Linked DNA regions of Homo sapiens: region 1 is linked to region 2. A link is a loop called in an ENCODE intact Hi-C map of the cell type or tissue named here. Cell type or tissue: CD14-positive monocyte. All regions are shown on one strand. Each heading gives the region's core, and the rest is flanking DNA. Links, peaks and the distances in the headings are about the cores only. Region 1 overlaps SSH2 (slingshot protein phosphatase 2). Region 2 overlaps SSH2 (slingshot protein phosphatase 2).

Region 1 (9,984 bases), core at 872-8,871, 47 kb after region 2:
CTGTATGTCACTGAAAAAGGAACAGTTTAGCAGGCTGATGAATAAGATCTAAGAGTTGTCCAGCTACAGCAACAAGATACTGTATGGTTGATAAGACCTGTTTGTGATATTTTAATGATGCATTAAAATACCTCTATTACAGCTGGGCTTGGTGATGCATGCCTGTAGTCTCAGCTATGCAAGAGGCTGAGGCGAGAGGACCATTTGAGCCCAGGAGGTTGAGGCTGCAGTGAGCCGTGATCCCACCACTGCACTCCAGCTTGGGCAACAGAGTGAGACTCTGTCTCAAAAAACAAAAACAAACAAACAAAATCCCCAAAAACAATTATTTTAGTATGTAACACATATATGTGGTAAACAACTAAGAAGGTGTCAAAGAGTATTTTTAAGTCTTCCTCCATCCCCGTCCTCCCACCTACCACAACCCCATTCCTAGAAGTAATCACTATGCCAGTTCCCAAGGAATCCTTTCAGGATTATTCTGTGTACATACAAGCATTGTGTGTGTAGATGTTCTTTCTCCAAAATACACAAATGAAAGCACACTGCACCTATTTTTCTGCCCTTGCCTTTTAAACTTAGTATCTTTGTTTCACTATTTTTTAAAAACTACATAACATAAAAAATAACATAACATAAAATTTACCCATGATTCAATTACCTCCTACCGGGTCCCTCCCACAACATGTCGGAATTCAAGATTTGGGTGGGGATGCAGCCAAACCATATCATTCCACCCCTGGCCCCTCCCAAATCTCATGTCCTCACATTTCAAAACCAATCATGCCTTCCCAAGAGTCCCCCAAAGTCTTAACTCATTTCAGCATTCTACTGGTACCAATTTACTGTATTAGTCTGTTTTCACGCTGCTGACAAAGACATACCCGAAACTGGGCAATTTACATAGAAAGAGGTTTAATTGGGCTTACAGTTCCACATGGCTGGGGAAGCCTCACAATCATGGCAGAAGGCAAGGAAGAGCAAGTCACATCTTACATGGATGGCAGCAGGTAAAGAGAGAGCTTGTGTGGGGAACTCCTTTCTTTAAAACCATCAGATCTCAGGAGACTTATTCACTATCATGAGAACAGCACGGGAAAGACTTGCCTCATGATTCAGTTACCTCCCACCAGAGTTTCCCTTCTACAACACGTGGGAATTCAAGATGAGATTTGGGTGGGGACACAGTCAAACCATATCAACCATCTTAACTGATTTTTTTGAGACAGAGTCTTGCTGTCACCCAGGCTGAAGTACAGTGGCATGATCATGGCTCACTGAAGCCTGGACCTCTCAGGCTCAAGCGATCCTCCCATCTCAGCCTCCCTAGTTGCTGGGACTAAAAATTACCACACCCAGGTAATTTTTAAAATTTTTCTGTAGAGATGGGGTCTCACTATGTTTCCCAGAAAGGCTGCAAACTCCTGGGCTCAAACAATCCTCCTGCCTTGGCCTCCCAAAGTGTTGGCATAAGCCATCACACCCGGCCCCATCTTAACTATTGTTAACTGTACAGTTCAGTATATTCACACTGTTGTATAGTCAATCTCTAAAGCTTTTTCATCTCAAAAAACTGAATCTATATCCACCAAACAACTCTTCATTTCCCCCTATTCCAACCCTTAGCAACTACCACTCACTTTGTTTCTATGAGTTTTGACTTGTCTAGATAATTCATGTAAGTGGAATCATACACTGTTTGTCTTTGACTGAGTTATCTTACTTAGCATAAGGTCCTCAAGATACATGCATGTTGTAGCATGTGTCAGAATTTCCTTCCTAAGTCTGAATAATATTCTATTGCACACATATGGCATTTTGTTTATCCATTCATCTGTTAAGACATTCATTTCATTGTTTCTGATTGCTGCAAATATTTCATTGCAGAGATATCCCATGATTCAGTTAATCAGCCTCCTACTAATAGATTCAAGTTACTTACAATTAAACTCATTTTCTAATATGCTATAACAAATTACCACAAACTCGATGGCTTAAACAACATACATTTATTATTTTACAGTCTAGAGGCAAGGAGTCCTAAAATCAAACAGGTGGCAGACCTGTGTTCCTTCTGCAGGATCTAGGGGAATGTTACAGGCTAAATTGTGTCCCCTAAAATTCACATGTTTAAGTTTCAATCCCCAGTATCTCAGAATGTGGTTGTATTTGGAAACGGAGCCTTTAAAGAGTAATCAAGTTAAAATGAGGTTTAGTAACCTAGGGGTGGTTCCAATATGGGTAGGCCCTAATCCAATATAGGTGGGCCCTAATCCAATATGACTCATATTCTCATGAAAAGAGATTAGGGCCACATGTAGTGGCTCATGCCTATAATCCCAGCACTTTGAGAGGCCAAGGCAAGAGAATCACTTGAGGCCAGGAGATCGAGACCAGCCTGAGCAACATAGCAAGATGCCATCTCTACAAAAAAATAAAAACAAAATAGCTGGGCATGCCTGTCGCCCTAACTACTCGGGAGGCTGAGGCAGAAGGATTGCTTGAGCCCAGCAGTTCAAGTTTACAGTGAGCTATGATCACACCACTGCATTTTAGCCTAGATGGCAGAGCAAGACCCTGTCTCAAAAAAAAATAAATAAATAAAATAGAAAAAGAGAAGAGATTAGGACACAGATACACCCAGAGGAAAGACCATGTGAAAACAGAGGGAGAGGACAGCCTTCTACAGGCCAAGAAGGTCAGCCTCAGAAGAAATCAACACATTGCCAACACATTGATCTTTGACTTTCAGCCTCCAAAACTATGAGAAAATAAATATTTGTTATTTAAGTGATCAGTCTGTTTAAATGGCTTATACTTGTTATGGTAGCCCTAACTATTTTTAGGAGAATCAATTTCTTTGCCTTTTCTAGCATCTAGTGGCTATCTGCATTCTTTGGCTCATGGCTCCCTTCCTCTATCTTCAATATCGGTAAAGGTGGGTTGAGTTCTCTTAACGCATCAATCTGACCTCCTTTCCTGGGTTCCTCTTACACTTTTTTTTCTTTCTCTTTTTTTAACTTTTAAGTTCCTGGGTATATATGCAGGTTTGTTATATGAATAAACTCATGTCACAGGGGTTTGCTTTATAGATTATTTCATCATCCAGGTATTAAACCTAGGACTCATTAGTTATTTTTCCTGATCCCCTCCTTCTTTGCACCCTCCACTCTCTGGTAGGCCCTGGTGTCTGTGTTCCCCTCTATGTGTCCATGTGTTCTCATCATTTAGCTCCCACTTATAAGAACATGCGGTATTTGGTTTTCTGTTCCCATGTTAGTTTGCTAAGGGTAACAGCATCCAGCTCCATCCATGTTCCTGCAAAGGACATAATCTTGTTCTTTTTTATGGCTGCATAGTATTTCGTAGTGTATATGTACCACATTTTCTTTATCCAGTCTATCATCGATGGGCATTTAGGCTGATTCCATGTCTTTGCTGTTGTAAATAGGGCTGCAATGAACATACACATGCATGTGTCATTATGATGGAATGATTTATATTCCTTTGGGTATATATCCAGTAAGGGGATTGTTGGGTCGAATGGTAGCTCTGTTTTTTTGTTTTTGTTTTTTTGAGATGGAGTTTCGCTCTTGTTTTCCAGGCTGGAGTGCAATGGCACGACCTTGGCTCACTGCAACCTCCACCTCCTGAGTTCAAGCGATTCTCCTGCCTCAACCTCCTGAGTAGCTGGGATTACAGGTGCCCACCACCAAGCCCAGCTAATTTTTTGTATTTTTAGTAGAGATAGGGTTTCACCATGTTGACCAGGCTGGTTTTGAACTCCTGACCTCAGGTGATCCACCAGCCTTGGCCTCTCAAAGTGCTGGGATTATAGGCGTGAGTCAGCATGCCGGCGGTAATTCTGTTTTTAGCTCTTTGAGGAATTGCCACACTGCTTTCCACAATGGTTGAACTAATTTACACTCCCACTAACAGTGTATAAGCATTCCATTTTCTCCACAATCTCCTCAGCATTTGTTATTTTTTGACTTTTAATAATAGCCATTCTGACTGCTGTGAGATGGTATCTCACTATGGTTTTGATTTGCATTTCTCTAATGATCAGTGATGTTGAGCTTTTTTTCATATGATTGTTGGCAACATGTACTTCTTCTTTTGAAAAGCGTCTCTTCATGGCCTTTGCCCACTTTTTTTTTTTTTTTTTTTTGAGACAGAGTCTCACTCTATCACCCAGGATGGAGTACAGTGGTGCAATCTCAGCTCATTGCAACCTCTGCATCCTGGGTTCAAGCAATTCTCTTGCTTCAGCCACCGCGATTACAGGAGGGTCCCACCATGCCCAGCTAATTTTTGTATTTTTAGTATGGACAAGGTTTCGCCATGTTGGCCAGGCTAGTCATGAACTCCTGACCTCAAGTGATCCACCTGCCTCGGCCTCCCAAAGTGCTGGGATTACAGGCATGAGCTACTGTGCTCAGTCTCCTTTGCCCACTTTTTTTCTTTTTTTTTTTTGAGACAGAGTCTCGCTCTGTCCCCCAGGCTAGAGTGCAGTGGCATGATCTCAGTTCACTGCAACATACACCTCCCAGGTTCAAGCAATTCTCGTGCTTCAGCCTCCCAAGTAGCTGGGATTACAAGCGTGTGCCATGACGCCCGGCTAATTTTTGTATTTTTAGTAGAGACAGGTTTCACCATGTTGGCCAGGCCACTCTTGAACTCCTGACCTCAAGTGATCCTCCCATCTCAGCCTCCCAAAGTACTGGGATTACAGGTGTGAGCCACCGTGTCCAGCCCTTTGGCCCACTTTTAAATGGAGTTTTTTGTTTTTTTTTCTTGTATATCTGTTTAAGTTCCTTATAGATGCTGGATATCAGACCTCTGTCAGATGCATAGTTTGTAAACATTTTCTCCCATTCTACAGGTTGTCTGTTCACTCTGTTGATAGTTTCTTTTGCTGTGCAGAAGCTCTTTAGTTTAATTAGAGTCAACTAGTCAACTTTTACTTCTTTGCAATTGCTTTTGGCATCTGTGTCATAAAATCTTTGCCTGTTCCTATGTCCAGAATGGTACTGCCTAGGTTGTCTTCTAGGGTTTTTATAGTTTTGGGTGTCCCTCTTCTACTTTAACAGCCTTTGTGACTGATTATGTTGCATCCTGCCCCGATAATCCAGGGTAATCTTCCTATTTTAAAGTTATATATGATCAGCAACCTTAATTTCTCGTTTACTATGTTAAGATAACATATTTACAGGTTCACAGCTGATTAGAATGAGGACTCTACTGGAGGCCATTATTCTGCCCACCACCATAATCTTCTTCTTTTTTTTTTCTTGAGACGGTCTTGCTGTGCTGTCCAGGCTAGAGTGCAGTGGTGCGATCTCGGCTCACTGCAACCTTCCACTGCCGGGTTCAAGAGATTCTCCTGCCTTAGCCTCCCAAGTAGCTGGGACTACAGGCACCCGCCACCATGCTCGGCTTTGTATTTTTAGTAGAGATGAGGTTTCACTATGTTAGCCAGGCTGGTCTTGAACTCCTGACCTCATGATCCGCCCACCTGGGCCTCCCAAAGTGCTACAGGCATGAGCCACTGTGCCTGGCCCATAATCTTCGTCTTTGAAGGCTTTACTGGGGGGAAACAATTGTTTTCTAGAATCCAGTGTTTACACCAATAAACTGGGAAGCAAAAAATTAATTAAGTACAATGGGAAATACAACACTATAGTTATATACTTTGCACATAAAGAGGATCGCAAAAACTTAATATCAGCCACAGAATGTTTGAAATAGCTTTTTCTGGAGAGGTGATGATTTGGATTTAATCCACTCATAGTATTTTACATAGGCTTTTTTCGTGATAAATGGTACAGATTTGCAAATTGTCTAGTATTAGGGATACAATCTGTGGTTACTGAATTTAACTGAGTCAATTTGAAAATTTAAATCAGGATAAATTGACTGGTTCCTTCTTCCAGGCATCCACAGTTCCTTGTGCACACATTTTCTAACTCTTAACTCACTACTGTAATTATTGCTATACAGGTTCTTTATCCCCCTCTGGACTATGAGCTTCTCAACTTGTACTGCCAGGGCCTGGCACACAGTAAACATTCAATAAATGTTCAATGAATCAGTGACTTAGTATTAGTTGTTGCAATTCTTCCTTGTTGCTATAAAAATAACACAACTTGAAGATAAGTTATAATCTTTGTATGTAGGTATAATTAAGAGACCAACAGTCTTCACTCCCCTGAACACATGATATTTGTTCCTTAATAGTAATAGTAGCAACAGCTCCTACTGGAAGAGCCGTTACATGAAACACTGCCTCCCTTGGGCTCCAGATCAACATGGAAGCTTTAAGCCAAAAGAGCATCTTCATTTCTCAGAGCCTCTTAGCAGCTTGGCCTGTCAGTGGCTAAGAGAGTCAAGATACTCATGCCACATTACTCCCTAACTCTGGCCTGCAATTAGCCTATTTCATTTGCAAAGGTATTGCTGCTCTTCACTCATTGCACGTAACACACAACTGTGTTATGGTAAGTATCATAGGCTTGTTTCTCCTCTCACTGTGCCCTTTAGAAGGAACACATCTCTCAGTCCAAATCTCACCCATCCTTCAAAGCACCAGTCAAATCCCAGAATTTCAGGAGGCTTCAAAATGATTACTTCAGCCCCACTGAAGTAGGAGATCCCTTCTGAACCTTCCTTATGTAGGCAGGGGTTGGCAAACTATAGCCTGTGGGCCAAATGTGGCCCATGGTCTGTTTTTATACAGCCAGCAAGCTAAGAATGGCTTTTGCATTTTAAAAAGGATTGTTTTTTTTTTAAAAAAAAGGACAAAGAATGTGCAACAGAGACCATATGTGGCTTTTGGCATCTTTAGGGGAGGCCTGAAATATTTACTAACTGGTCCTTAACAACAACAACAAAAAAAGATTGCCAACTCCTGGCCTAGAGCACACAATTCAGCCTAATGATAAATTGCCCAGAACTGTTCTCTAATCTGTGCAGTCTTGTCTCCCTGTGGCTTCTGTTTCTGTTGTCTACCCAACAGTCATCTCTAACCTCTTTTACCTACCAGTCCAGTACTCAGGCTAACAATGCCAAGTACCTGCCTTTTCAGCTTAGCCTCCCTGAAGCCCAGAACAGTCATACATCTTAATACTGGTCTTCAAGGCTTGAGGACAAGTCTGCTGTGGCTTGTGGGAAAAGTTTTCCACCATGACAAAGGAGATTTGAGAAAACAAACTGCCCTTTCTATGCCTTTGGATGCAGTTATGCAGATTTGATATCTAGAGCTGTGACAGCCATTTTGTGACCTCAAAAAGAGAGGCCCAAGGACAAAAGGAAGCAAGTTAAAGATGGTAGAGCAGACAGACAGAACTCAGAACCTTGACAACTGCATTAATCACTGTATCAAGTCTATAATTGCCTTGCTCCTGGCCTTCTCATCTTAAACATTATCTCACTTTTAATATGGTATTCTGGTACTTCAAAAGAAAGAATCCTAAATCTATAAGTAGATTTTGTGTGCTTGGAGAGTAAGTCCCACATCTTCTATGTCTGCACTTCTACAGATGCACAGGGGTGTAATTGTTGGGATCCAATTATTTTACGAGTAATTACTTTGGATAAAATTTATCACCCTTAAACTTTGAAAAGATTCCTGAGTGTACAAAAGCAACTGAGGATGCCAGCTTCTATGAAAGTAACTTTGATGGACAGCTACCATAGGTAAAGCATTTCAGATTTCTTATCTCATTCAATACTAGGCTGGGCGCGGTGGCTCACGCCTGTACCCCTGCACTTTGGGAGGCCGAGGTGGGTGGATCACCTGAGGTCAGGAGTTTAAGACCAGCCTGGCCACCATGATGAAACCCCATCTCTATTAAAAATACAAAAAATTAGCTGGGCGTGATGGCAGGCGCCTGTAATCTCAGCTACTCAGGAGGCTGAGGTAGGAGAATTGCTTGAACCCAGGAGGCAGAGGTTGCAGTGAGCCAAGATTGCGCCATTGCACTCCAGCCTGGGCAACAACAGCAAAACTCCATCTAAATAAATAAATAAATAAATAAATAAATAAATAGATAGATAGATTAAAAAAATACTAAAAGAACCCAGTAAGGTTACACACTCCAAATTCATATAAATGAAGTCTAAGTGGTAGAGTAGAGATTTTAATTCAGGTCTCTTATAGATATACTCATACTTTTTCACAATATCTCTCCTTGTCTTTCTAAGTCTTCTATTGCAACTAACGGTGATAAGATTTAAAGATTTTGCTTATCATTCTTTGAATGTTCACTTGATCACATCTCAGATCCCATACAAATGCCACATTACTTGTAGTTGCAAATTCACACCCTCACACAGAGATAATCTGAATACTTACTAAAAAAAAAAAAAAAGAAACAACGCTGTCATCTCCTTGAGGTAGTTTTGTTTGTTTTTTGTTTTTGAATTTTTTCCCTTCTCTTTTTCTAATATAATCAGCTTCCCTAAAAGGGCATGTTTCTGAAATGAGAGAAAAAAATCCTCTAAGCAGTGATTCTCAGTGTGGTCTCCAGACCAGCAGAATCACCTGACAACTTGCTAGAAATGCAAATTCTTGGGCCCCACCCCTGATCTACCAAATAAAAATCTAGTGTAGTGCCCAGAAATGTGTTTTTCACAAGCCCTCCAGGTAATTCAGATATAAATTAAAGTTTCAGAGCCACTGGTCCAAAGTATTTGCTTCTGTATATAGCACTTAAATCACTGCATTAAAACTAGAATGGTGGAATCATATCACTCCTATGAAAACAGTTAAGCAGTGGGTTTCCAAATTCCAATGACTTCTCCAGGCACTGAAGAAACAGTTTCTCTACAACCAAATTGAAATAAGAGATAAATGTCTTCTCTATTATACATATTTGACTCAGATACAAAAACAGACTTAATATTCTAAAATGGTAAGTCTACAATTAAAAGAAGTGTAAAGTAATTTCTGCAACTTAAGATTGATACAGCACAACAATTAAATCACTGCAGCTGTGTGGAGAGATAACATTTATTTTAACATCAGAGCTTGGAGGGAAGAAAGAGAATCAGCAGTTTAAACTCAATTTGGAAATTAGAGATCCCCAGCAGGAAAGCTTTACAACCCAGTTTCCTATCCAGTCTATAAAATAAAGAGGGAGGACTTGGGATTCAACCTCTTCCTGGCAGATAATTTGCTGAGAGTAAAAATGCACTGTATCATTTGTCAGGGCTCTAAGGAACTTCTAACCCTAGTTTAAGGAAGAATCATGGATACCAAGAATAAATCACAAATACTCTAAAAAATCATTCCTTGAAGGGGAAGAAGACTTTGCTGACCTTAATTCCTATCACAGATTTCACTGAACCCAAATGGGGTTTGGTTTCATTAATTTAACCTATAAAAGACAGAAATAGTTGAAGCTGCAGAGAAAATAGCAATGGAACCTGAAACAAAGTCTAATTGTGATTAATTAAAAATTAGTGTCTTCTAAAGACTACCAGAAGATGAAGAACAATAAATTTACAAATATCAGAAATGAGGGAGCAGGCTGGGCATGGAGGCTCACGCCTGTTATCTCAGCACTTTGGGAGGCTGAGGCGGGCGGATTACCTGAGGTCAGGAGTTCGAGACCAGCCTGGTCAACATGGTGAAACCCTGTCTCCACTAAAAATACAAAAAATTAGCCAGGCATGGTGGTGGGTGCCTTGCAGTCCCAGCTACTCAGGAGGCTGAGGCAGGAGAATCGCTTGAACCCAGGAGGCGGAGGCTTCAGTAAGCCTAGATCGTGCCACTGTATTCCAGCCTGGGTGGCAGAGTGAAACTCCATCTCAAAAAAAAAAAAAAAAGAAAGAAAAGAAATAAGGGAGCAAAGGAGACTATATGCTGGAAGAATTTGAAACCAGTTTAGAAAAATCAATTAACTGAAAACAAGCAGTACAAAGATCATTTAGAAATTTATGTGTAGATATTGAATTATGTTTTCTCACAGAAACATTCCT
Region 2 (9,984 bases), core at 1,296-9,295:
CAAGACCAGCCTGGCCAACATGGCAAAACTTCGTCTCTACTAAAAATAAAAAAATTAGCCATGCGTGGTGGCACACGCCTGTAGTCCCAGCTACTCAGGAAGTTGAGGCACAAGAATCACCTGAACCCAGGAAGCGGAGGTTGCAGTCAGCTGAGATTGCACCACTGCACTCCAGCCTGGGCAACAGAGTGAGACTCTGTCTCTAAATAAATAAATATGCAAAAGCAATCCTATTTAGTAGCTTGATAGACTGCCATTAGCTGGAAGTTAATTTTCCTCTACTCCTCACCAGTGTTAGTATCACAAGTATTTTCTTTTACCCATATCCTACAAAATGATATCATTTAGTTTCAGATATAGGTACACTTCAACTGCAGGTGAATTTTGCTGTACTTAAAGTCTTGTAGTATCTCTAACATACCACTCCGTCTTGTCTCAGACTTTACTGTTCCCTCTGCCTAGAATACCCTTCATTCCCCCTTTTGCTTGCCTACTTCTATTAATCCTTTATTCCCTCATTCATGAGATGAAATCTAACTCTGAAGCCCAGACTGCAGGGCAGTGGTGTGATTATAGCTCACTGCAGCCTTGAACTCCTAGGTTCAAGAGATTCCCCCACCTCAGCCTCCTGAGTAACTGAGACTACAGGCACACACCACCGTGCCCAGCTCATTAAAAAAAATTTTTTTTAGAGACAGGGTCTCGCTTGGTTGACCAGGCTGGTTTCGAACACCTGGCTCCGAGCAATCCTTCCACCTCGGCCTCCCAAAGTGCTGGGATTACAGGCATGAGCCACCCCACCAGCCCTACTTATCTTTTAGATTGGAACTTAGGTGTCCCTTTCTCCAGAGGCCTTCCTTGATCCCTCTAGGACTGGGTTCCACGGTCTTTCCAAATACAACCATACTCCCTCTACAGTTCTCTAGTGTAGCAATTCTCACACTGCCTGTTTACTTGTTGGTCTCCATATTATAAGCTTGAAGGCAGGAACTGTCTCTTGATCACTGCTGTATACTCAGCACCTAGCAATGCTGAATAAAAATTTTGAATAAATGACTAATGTAAAAGAAAGAACAAGTATTGTAGGACAGATTCTCCAACCAAGGTGCCCCATTTTCTATAATGTAGATTCAGTCTGCAAACACCCTGATTTAAAATACAAAAAGATAGTAATTCCTCAAACAAGAATATTCTTAGCTATAGCCATCCCACATTTTCACATACGCAACCATTTTAGAGACTGCACAACAGAATTCTCATAGAAACAAAGATGAATGGGTCAATGTTGTCAATAATAATCATAAATTAGGGAACTAATCATCATCATCTGCTTTTAGAAGTGGGTTCTATTTATTTTATTTTAGATAGTCATATCTAGCAATCTTTATAGCTTCTATTTTTTAACTTGCATATTTAAATAAGTTTCCCAGAAAATAGTTCATTAATTCATCTACAATTTATTGTGGTATATGGTTGAAGATAGAGCTATCTAACTTAATTTTCTCCCCAAATAGTTAATTGTTATTACAGCACTACCTGGCTATTTATCCATTTTCCCCAACTGACTTGAAATTCTACCTTAATCATACACTAAATATTTTCATGTACTAAGGTCTATTTCTGGGCCTTCTAGGCAACATCTTTCTTGTACACCATGCTATTATTAGCTTATAATTGTTTTCAATATGTGACTGTGAGAATCTCATCTTTTAATTTTGAGTGCACAATTTCACCCACTTAGTCTTCCAAATGACTTTGTTAGGTTTTCAACACCCTAAAAATCCCTTTAGAACAAGCTTGTCCAACCCATGCCCAGAATGGCTTTGAATGTGGCCCAACACAAATTCGTAAACTTTCTTAAAACATTATGATTTTTTTTTGTAATTTTTTTTCTCAGCTCATCGGCTATCATTAGTGTATTTTATATGTGGCCCAAGAAAATTCTTTTTTTGTTTGTTTTTTGGAGACAGAGTCTCGCTCTGTTGCACAAGGTGGAGTGCGGTGGCACAATCTCGGCTCACTGCAACCTCTGCCTCCTGGGTTCAAGCGATTCTACTGCTTCAGCCTCCCGAGTAGCTGCGACTACAGGTGCGCACCACCACACCTGGCTAATTTTTGTATTTTTAGTAGAGATGGAGTTTTGCCATGTTGGCCAGGCTGGTGTTGAACTCCTGGCCTCAAGTGATCCATCCTCCTTAGCCACCCAAAATGCTGGGATTACAAGTGTGAGCCACTGTACCTGGCCAGGAACTTTTTAATATTACATTTGATTATATTATATATTACGTAATATATAATGGTTATTGCCGGCAATATACAATAGCAAATCATTTCTATATATTTATTTTGATATTAACTGGTTTATTGCAGTTTTAAAAAATAAATTTTTATATATTTTTTCATTTAATAATCACTTTTCAAAGAGTAAAAATGTAAAAAGCTATTCATTGAAGTTACGTAAACAAGTGCTTCCACTCACAAATAAGATAGAAATACTTATAAATGAAATGTGAACCACAAGTTTTTTTTTTTCTTGGAGACAGAGTCTAGCTCTGTTGCCCGGGCTGCAGTGCACTGTTGCGATCATACCTTACTGTTGTCTTGAACCCCTGGGCTCAAGTGATCCTTCCACCTCAGCCTCCCAACTAGCTGGGACTACAGGTGTGCACCACCATGCCCAGCTAAATTTTATTTTTTGTAGAGACAGAGTCTCACTATGTTGTCTAGGCTGGTCTTGAACTCCTAGGCTCAAGTAATTTGCCTACCTCAGCCTCTTGAAATGCTGGGACAGGCATGAACCAAATAATTTAATGCAAGCTTCACCACCTAATTCTCTAAGAATTTGTATAATCTCAAGTATAAAAATATCTAAAGAGTTTGATTTTCTATCGACTATTTTAATTTACATTTAAATATATTTATGATTTTTATATAAAAGAGGAGATTACATATATCCAACATAAGAACTGTTGTCAGGGAGCAAGTGGTAATACTTATCTCTAACCCTCATGAAAAATAAGAAAAAAAGACTCATTCATTAAACTGTGAACCTTTTGAAACAGGGACTGTGTCTTATTTTTATACCCTGATACCTGGCCATAGTATGTGTTCTTTTTTTTTTTTTTTTTAAGTCTTATTGAGAAATAATTCATATACCATACAATTCACCTATTAAAAGTATACAATTCAATGTTTTTAGTATCTTCACACAATTATGTTTTTTAAAATATATATTTCTGCCTTTTTTTTTGAAGATAGGGTCTTATTTTGTTGCCCAGGTTGGGGTGCAGTCACACAATTTTGGCTCACTGCAGCCTCTGCCTCCCAGACTCACGTGATTCTCTCACCTCAGCCTCCTGAGTAGCTGGGACTACAGGCACATGCCACCATGCTTGACTAACTTTTTAATTTTTTGTAGAGATGACAGCTCACTCTATTGCCCAGGTTGGTCTTGAACTCCTGGATTCAAGCGATCCTCCTGCCTTGGTCTCCCAAAGCACTGGGATTACAGGTGTCAGCCACTACGCCCAGCCTATTTATGCATTTTAAAACCATGCCAGCCGGGCGCGATGGCTCATGCCTGTAATCCCAGCACTTTGGGACACCGAAGCGGGTGGATCACGAGGTCAGGAGATCGAGACCATCCTGGCTAACACGGTGAAACCCCGTCTCTACTAAAAATATAAAAATTTAGCTGGGCATGGTGGCGGGCGCCTGTAGTCCCAGCTACTCGGGAGGCTGAGGCAGGAGAATGGCGAGAACCAGGAGACGGAGCTTGCAGTGAGCCGGGATCACACCACTGCACTCCAGCCTGGGTGACAGAGCAAGACTCCGTCACAAAAACAAACAAACAAACAAACAAAAAACCAACCATGCCATATATTCAAAACCAAAAGTGTATACAGAGAGAGGGAGAAGAAAAAATAAAAATAAAAAACAAAATTTAAAGTCCAACGAAAAGATTTTCACCGTATATAAAAGAATGAATTAATAGTCTCAACGAACAAGGAATTCCAATTAGAAAAAGATAAACACCAATAAAAAAATGGGGGCAGGGCACGGTGGCTCACGCCTGTAATCCCAGCATTTTGGGAGGCTGAGGCGGGTGGATCACTTGAGGTCAGGAGTTCAAGACCAGCTTGGCCAACATGGCGAAACCCCATCTCTACTAAAAATACAAAAATTAGCCGGGCGCAGTGGTGAGCGCCTGTAATCCCAGCTACTTGGGAGGCTAAGGCAGGAGAATCGCTTGAGCCCTGTAGGCGGAGGTTGCAGTGAGTTGAGGTTGCGCACCACTGCACTCCAGACTGGGTGAGTGAGACTCTGTAAAAAAGGCAAAGACTAGAAGCAGATAATTCACAAAAGAAATACAAATGAAAAGGAAGTGAAAATGTTTAGCTAGAAATTTATAAAACAAAAAATTTAAAAAACAAAAATCCAAACAAGGATGCTGTACTATATTTTCCCTAAAAAAATCATTTAAGCAGCCGGGCACGGTGGCTCACGCCTGTAATCCCAGCACTTTGGGAGGCCGAGGCGGGAGGATCTCTTGAGGTCAGGAGTTCGAGACCAGCCTGGCCAACATGGTGAAACCCCGTCTCTACTAAAAATACAAAAATTAGCCGGGCGTGGTGGCAGGTGCCTGTAATCCCAGCTACTTGGGAGGCTGAGGCAGGAGAATCGCTTGAACCCGGGAGGTGGAGGTTGCAGTGAGCTGAGATTGCGCCACTGCACTCCAGCCTGGAAGAGAAGAGCGAGACTTCATCTCAAAAAAAAAATTAAATTAAAATTTAAAAAAAGGCTGGGCTTGGTGGCTCATGCTTGTAATCCCAGCACTTTGGGAGGCCGAGGAGGGCGGATCACCAGGTCAGGAGATCAAGACCATCCTGGCTAACATGGTGAAACCCTGTCTCTACTAAAAATACAAAAAAATTAGCCAGGCGTGGTGGCGCGCTTGTAGTCCCAGCTACTAGGGAGGCTGAGGCAGGAGAATGGCGTGAACCTGGGAGGCGGAGGTTGCAGTGAGCTGAGATGGCGCCACTGCACTCCAGCCTGGGGGACAAGAGTGAGACTTCGTCTCAAAAAAAAAAAAAAAAAAAAAAAGGCCGGGCACGGTGGCTCATGCCTGTAATTCCAGCACTTTGGGAGGCCGAGGTGGGCGGATCACCAGGTCAGGAGTTCGAGACCGTCCTGGCTAACATGGTGAAACCCCGTCTCTACTAAAAATACAAAAAATTAGCCGGGCGTGGTGGCGCGCTTGTAGTCCCAGCTACTCGGGAGGCTGAGGCAGGAGAATGGCGTGAACCCGGGAGGCGGAGCTTGCAGTGAGTGGAGATTACACCACTGCACTCCAGCCTGGGCGACAGAGCAAGACTCTGTCTCAAAAAAAAAAAAAAAAAAAAAAAAGAAAGTCATTTAAGATAAAACAATAATATGCAATACTGTCGAAGGATCAGGAAAAATGGGCAATCTGTATCAACAGCTTTAGTATTGACCATGTTTTTGATACCTTAGAAAAATGCATTCTAATAAAAGAAATCAGATATCATCAAAGGTTTATGCAGACTATTCATAATGGCAAACAAACTGTAAGCCACTTTAATGTACAAAAACCGGGAAGTTGAGTAAATTAAAAAACTGCCACGTAATAGAACTTTATTAAGCCATTAGCTTATATTGCCTAAGTATTATATATTTAAAATAAAAACATGAGCAGAAAATAATAATTACTGGGGAAGAAGCAGGTTTCTTCTGGTATGTGAATTATAAATGATTACTTTCTTATATATGACCATCTATATTTTCTAAACTTCCTACAATGATCATATATTACATATATTATAATGGGAAAGTGAATTAGGGATGGGGAAAATGTATAAATTACTGTTCCTTTTCTTTCTTTTTTTTTTTTTTTTGAGATGGAATTTCACTGTTGATACCCAGGCTGGAGTGCAATGGTGTGATCTCAGCTCACTGGAACCTCCACCTCCCAGGTTCTAGCGATTCTCTTGCTTCGGCTACCCAAGTAGCTGGGATTACAGGCGCCCACCATCACACCTAGCTATTTTTTGTATTTTTTTTTTTTTTTTTTTTGAGACAGAGTCTCGCTCTGCCCCCAGGCTGGAGTGCAGTGGCTCCATCTCAGCTCACTACAACCTCTGCCTCCTGGATTCAAGTGATCCCCTGCCTCAGCCTCCCGAGTAGCTGGGATTACAGGCACAGGCCACCACACCCAGCTAACTTTTGTATTTTTAGCAGAGATGGGGTTTCACCATGTTGGCCAGGATGGTCTCAACCTCCTGACCTCGTGATCCGCCCGCCTTGGCCTCCCAAAATGCTGGGATTACAGGTGTTAGCCACCGTGCCTGGCCCCTATTTTTTGTATTTTTTAGTAGAGACGGGGTTTTGCCATGTTGGCCAGGCTGGTCTTGAACTCCTGACCTCAGCTGATCTGCCTGCCTCGGCCTCCCGAAGTGCTGAGATTACAGGCATGAGCCACTGTGCCCAGCCTGTTCCTTTTCTTAATTAGATGTCTTATGAGGTATTAGGTAGATGAATACACATATCATCTAACCAACGTTTTAAGAGAGACTTAATAAGTTGGAAGATCATCAACAAGTGAAAGCCTCTGCTGGCAGGTGGCTGGCTACCTAAATAAATGACACTCTCCCTTTCCTCCTTCTTTGTACAGCAGCTTCTAATCTCCTGCTACAGCCATGTGAACTCAGCTCAAATTCACAATCTTTTCTATCCTATTCAATGTCCTTTTTCTCTAGAGCCCTGATTGTTTATTTTTTATTTTTTTTCTGGGGCGGGGGGATAGAGTCTCGCTCTGTTGCCCAGGCTGGAGTGCACTGGCGTGATCTCGGCTCACTGAAACCTCAGCCTCCCAAGTTCAAGCAAATCTCACGTCTCAGCCTCCTGAGTAGCTGGGACTACAGGCGCGCACCACCACATCTGGCTAATTTTTGTATTTTTAGTGGAGACAGGGTTTTGCCATGTTGGCCAGGCTGGTCTTGAGCTCCTGGCCTCAAGTGATCCACCCACCTCAGCCTCCCAAAGTGCTGGGATTACAGATGTGAGCTACCATGCCTGGCCTAGAGCCCTGATTTTTAAACTGGGGTACAAGTATCCCAGGGTCATACCTCAGTGCGGTAGGGATTATGGAAGCCAAAGAACGAATATAAAGTTTATTCTCAGAGCATCAAATTTACTTAACGGGAAGTAATATTTTTATAGTAACAGATATAGAGGTAGATCTATAGAGATATATTCATTTACATAAGGCTTAAAATAAACCATAAAAATTCAGGTAATGGGCTCCTTTAAATTTTCTATACCCAGACTGCCAGGGGTTGCCTATTCACTCTCCACTACTGTTATAGAAATTTCTTGTGGAAAGATTTGAGAAGCACTGCAGAGGATTGTTGTATGTAACTTTAAAATCAAGCCTGTGTTTAATTAATATTGAACAATTAAGACATAAGCTAAATGTTAGGGGGTATGGTAGGTTAGTAGATATGAAGAGAAGATCGGATGCTTAAGATTCCTAGGTCTAATTCCTTGATCTAGTTCTAGGACTGAAGGCATGTCACTTAACTTTATTGGGCTTCCAATACAAAATACTGAAAAAGAAGATTCTGCACTTAAAAAAAAAAAAAACTCAAAGCCTCCATGCTTAATTTACGGAAATGAAGGAGAAAATTTGGAGTCAGAAATCAGAATGTGATCTCATCCCTAATATAAATTAGGCCTAGCTAGTGATCCTTGCTAACACACTGGAAATCATAAGGAGACCAATTACTAACAGCCTTTTGCAGTTAAACACTCCTGGTTTTATTAATGAAAATAAATGACAGAAGAAAAAATTAATTGGCAACTTAATACAGGAAGATTTTAATTATACTTACAGAACTATTAACCTTGACAACCCACCAGCTCATGTATAATAAGAAAGCACCTCCCTCACTAATATAAATCTAAGTAAAACTACACGAATACAAAATATTATATAGAGAAGGGTAAAATCTCCTGAGAAGCACTCTGTCATCTGAATTTCCTCTGCAATTTGTTGAAAATCAGCATCATGCATTGTCAGCTTACAGACCACTAAAGCTACCTCAAAAGCTGCTCCGCTACATATTTAAAACAATATCCACTGTTTTTCTTTAACAACTTCCACACTGTCCTCTCCATTCTCTCCTCCAACCTCACTCTTACTTCCTTAAGGCTCCCATATACCTTACCCTCCCATTTTACACAAGCCTCATGAAGTTCTCTTCTTGGACTTCTTTGTTTTTATCTTGAGATTACTTTAGAAAACATTTATGATCTAAAGTCTGAGAACACTTTATTGATGCATCTTATCCCCTTGAAGAGAGAAGAAATGGTTATAACCAACTTTTCAATACAATCCTTTCCTTCTGCCATCCTCAGGGAGTCATAATATGCTTCATCCATGATACTCAAAGTCATTAGAATTTTTATAATCAAGCTAAATAACTACAGGAAGCCTATGATGATACAGTCATATTATTCTGCTAATTATCCTACATTATCTATTAGTAATACAGAGTCATCCCTCCATATCCATGAGGGATTGTTTCCAGGACCCTCCTTCAGATACCAAAGTGAGTGGATGCTCAAGTGTCTTATGTAAAATGGCATAATATTTGCAGATAACCTATGAACAATCTCTTGTATACTTTATTTATTTATTTATTTGAGTAGGGGTCTCGTTCTTGTTGACCAGGCTGGAGTGCAGCAGTGAGATCATGGCTCACTACAGGCTCAAACTCCTGGACTCAAGGGATCCTCCCGCCTCAGCCTCCAGAGTAACTGGGACTACAGGCATGTGCCACCATGTCCAGCTAATTACTATTATTATTATTATTATTTTTGTAGAGACAGGATCTTGCTGATTTACCCAGGGTGGGCTCAAACTCCTGGATTCAAGCAATCTTCCTACTACAGCCTCCCAAAGTGCTAAGATTACAGGCATGAGCCACTGTGCCTGCCTCCCATATACTTTAAATCATCTCAAGATTACTTATAATACATAAAACAATGTAAGTGCTATATAAATAGTTGTTATGCAGTATTTTTATTTGTATTATTTTTTATTATTGTATTGCTATTTTTTAAATTTTCTGAATATTTTTAATCCATGGTTGGTTGAATCTACCATGGGTATTCTTCCTTTTTTTTTTTTTTTAAGAGATGGATTCTTGCCTTGTCGCCCAGGCTGAAGTGCAGTTGCGTGATCTTGGCTCACTGCAAGCTCCGCCTCCTGGGTTCATGCCATTCTCCTGCCTCAGCCTCCCGAGTAGCTGGGACTACAGGTGCCTGCCACCAAGCCCGGCTAATTTTTCGTATTTTTAGTAGAGACGGGGTTTCACCATGTTAACCAGGATGGTCTTGATCTCCTGACCTCATGATCTGCCCGCCTCAGCCTCCCAAAGTGTTGGGATTACAGGCATAAGCCACTGCGCCCAGCCCGCCAAGGGTATTCTTAAATCTAGATCTGCCCCCTCCCCAAAACTGAACAGAGCTGGGGAGAAAAAGGAAGAAAAAATGGCAAACAACAAAGAGCAAGATGAGTACACCTGATAGGAAGCCCCCTCCTTTATGTCTTATTCTAATATAAATGAGAGTAACTTTGAAAACATCTATCCTTATTGTCATTAGTTAAATATTTTTTTTCATGAGAAACTTGTACAGTCCCAATAGAGAGTTAGCTGTATGTATAAATTAAAAGAATCAATAAAAGGCACCAGCTGGCCATCCCAACACTTTGGAAGGCTGAGACGGAAGGACTGCTTGAGACCAGGAGTTCGAGACCACATCTCTACAAAAAAAAAAAATTTAATTCTTTGTTTAAAAAAAGGCACCAGTGGCCAGGTGCAGTGGCTCACACCTGTAATCCCAGCATTTTGGGAAGCCGAGGCGGGCGGATCACCTGAGGTCGGGAGTTTGAGACCAGCC

Evidence for each region. A loop is a pair of places that touch in the nucleus more often than their neighbours do. Peaks named below come from ENCODE experiments on the same cell type or tissue, not always from the same donor. Only the 100,000 strongest peaks of a DNase experiment are listed, where the experiment ranks them.
Region 1: it touches region 2 in a loop (2.1-fold over the local background); 4 of 110 quality-filtered maps call a loop at or near these places.

The regions. Positions count from the first base shown.
Region 1 is chr17:29,856,288-29,866,271 of GRCh38, forward strand. All of the region lies in intron 1 of SSH2 (slingshot protein phosphatase 2), which reads right to left. It also overlaps the pseudogene RPL9P30. Among named protein-coding and RNA genes, the nearest start is that of SSH2, 69 kb to the right of the region's middle. In CD14-positive monocyte, for the core only: no CTCF peak of the experiment used is centred there; a DNase peak (open chromatin) is centred at 3,882; H3K27ac peaks cover 594 bases.
Region 2 is chr17:29,809,051-29,819,034 of GRCh38, forward strand. The region is part of intron 2 of SSH2 (slingshot protein phosphatase 2); the gene reads right to left. Among named protein-coding and RNA genes, the nearest start is that of SSH2, 120 kb to the right of the region's middle. RefSeq lists an enhancer at 995-1,054. In CD14-positive monocyte, for the core only: no CTCF peak of the experiment used is centred there; no DNase peak of the experiment used is centred there.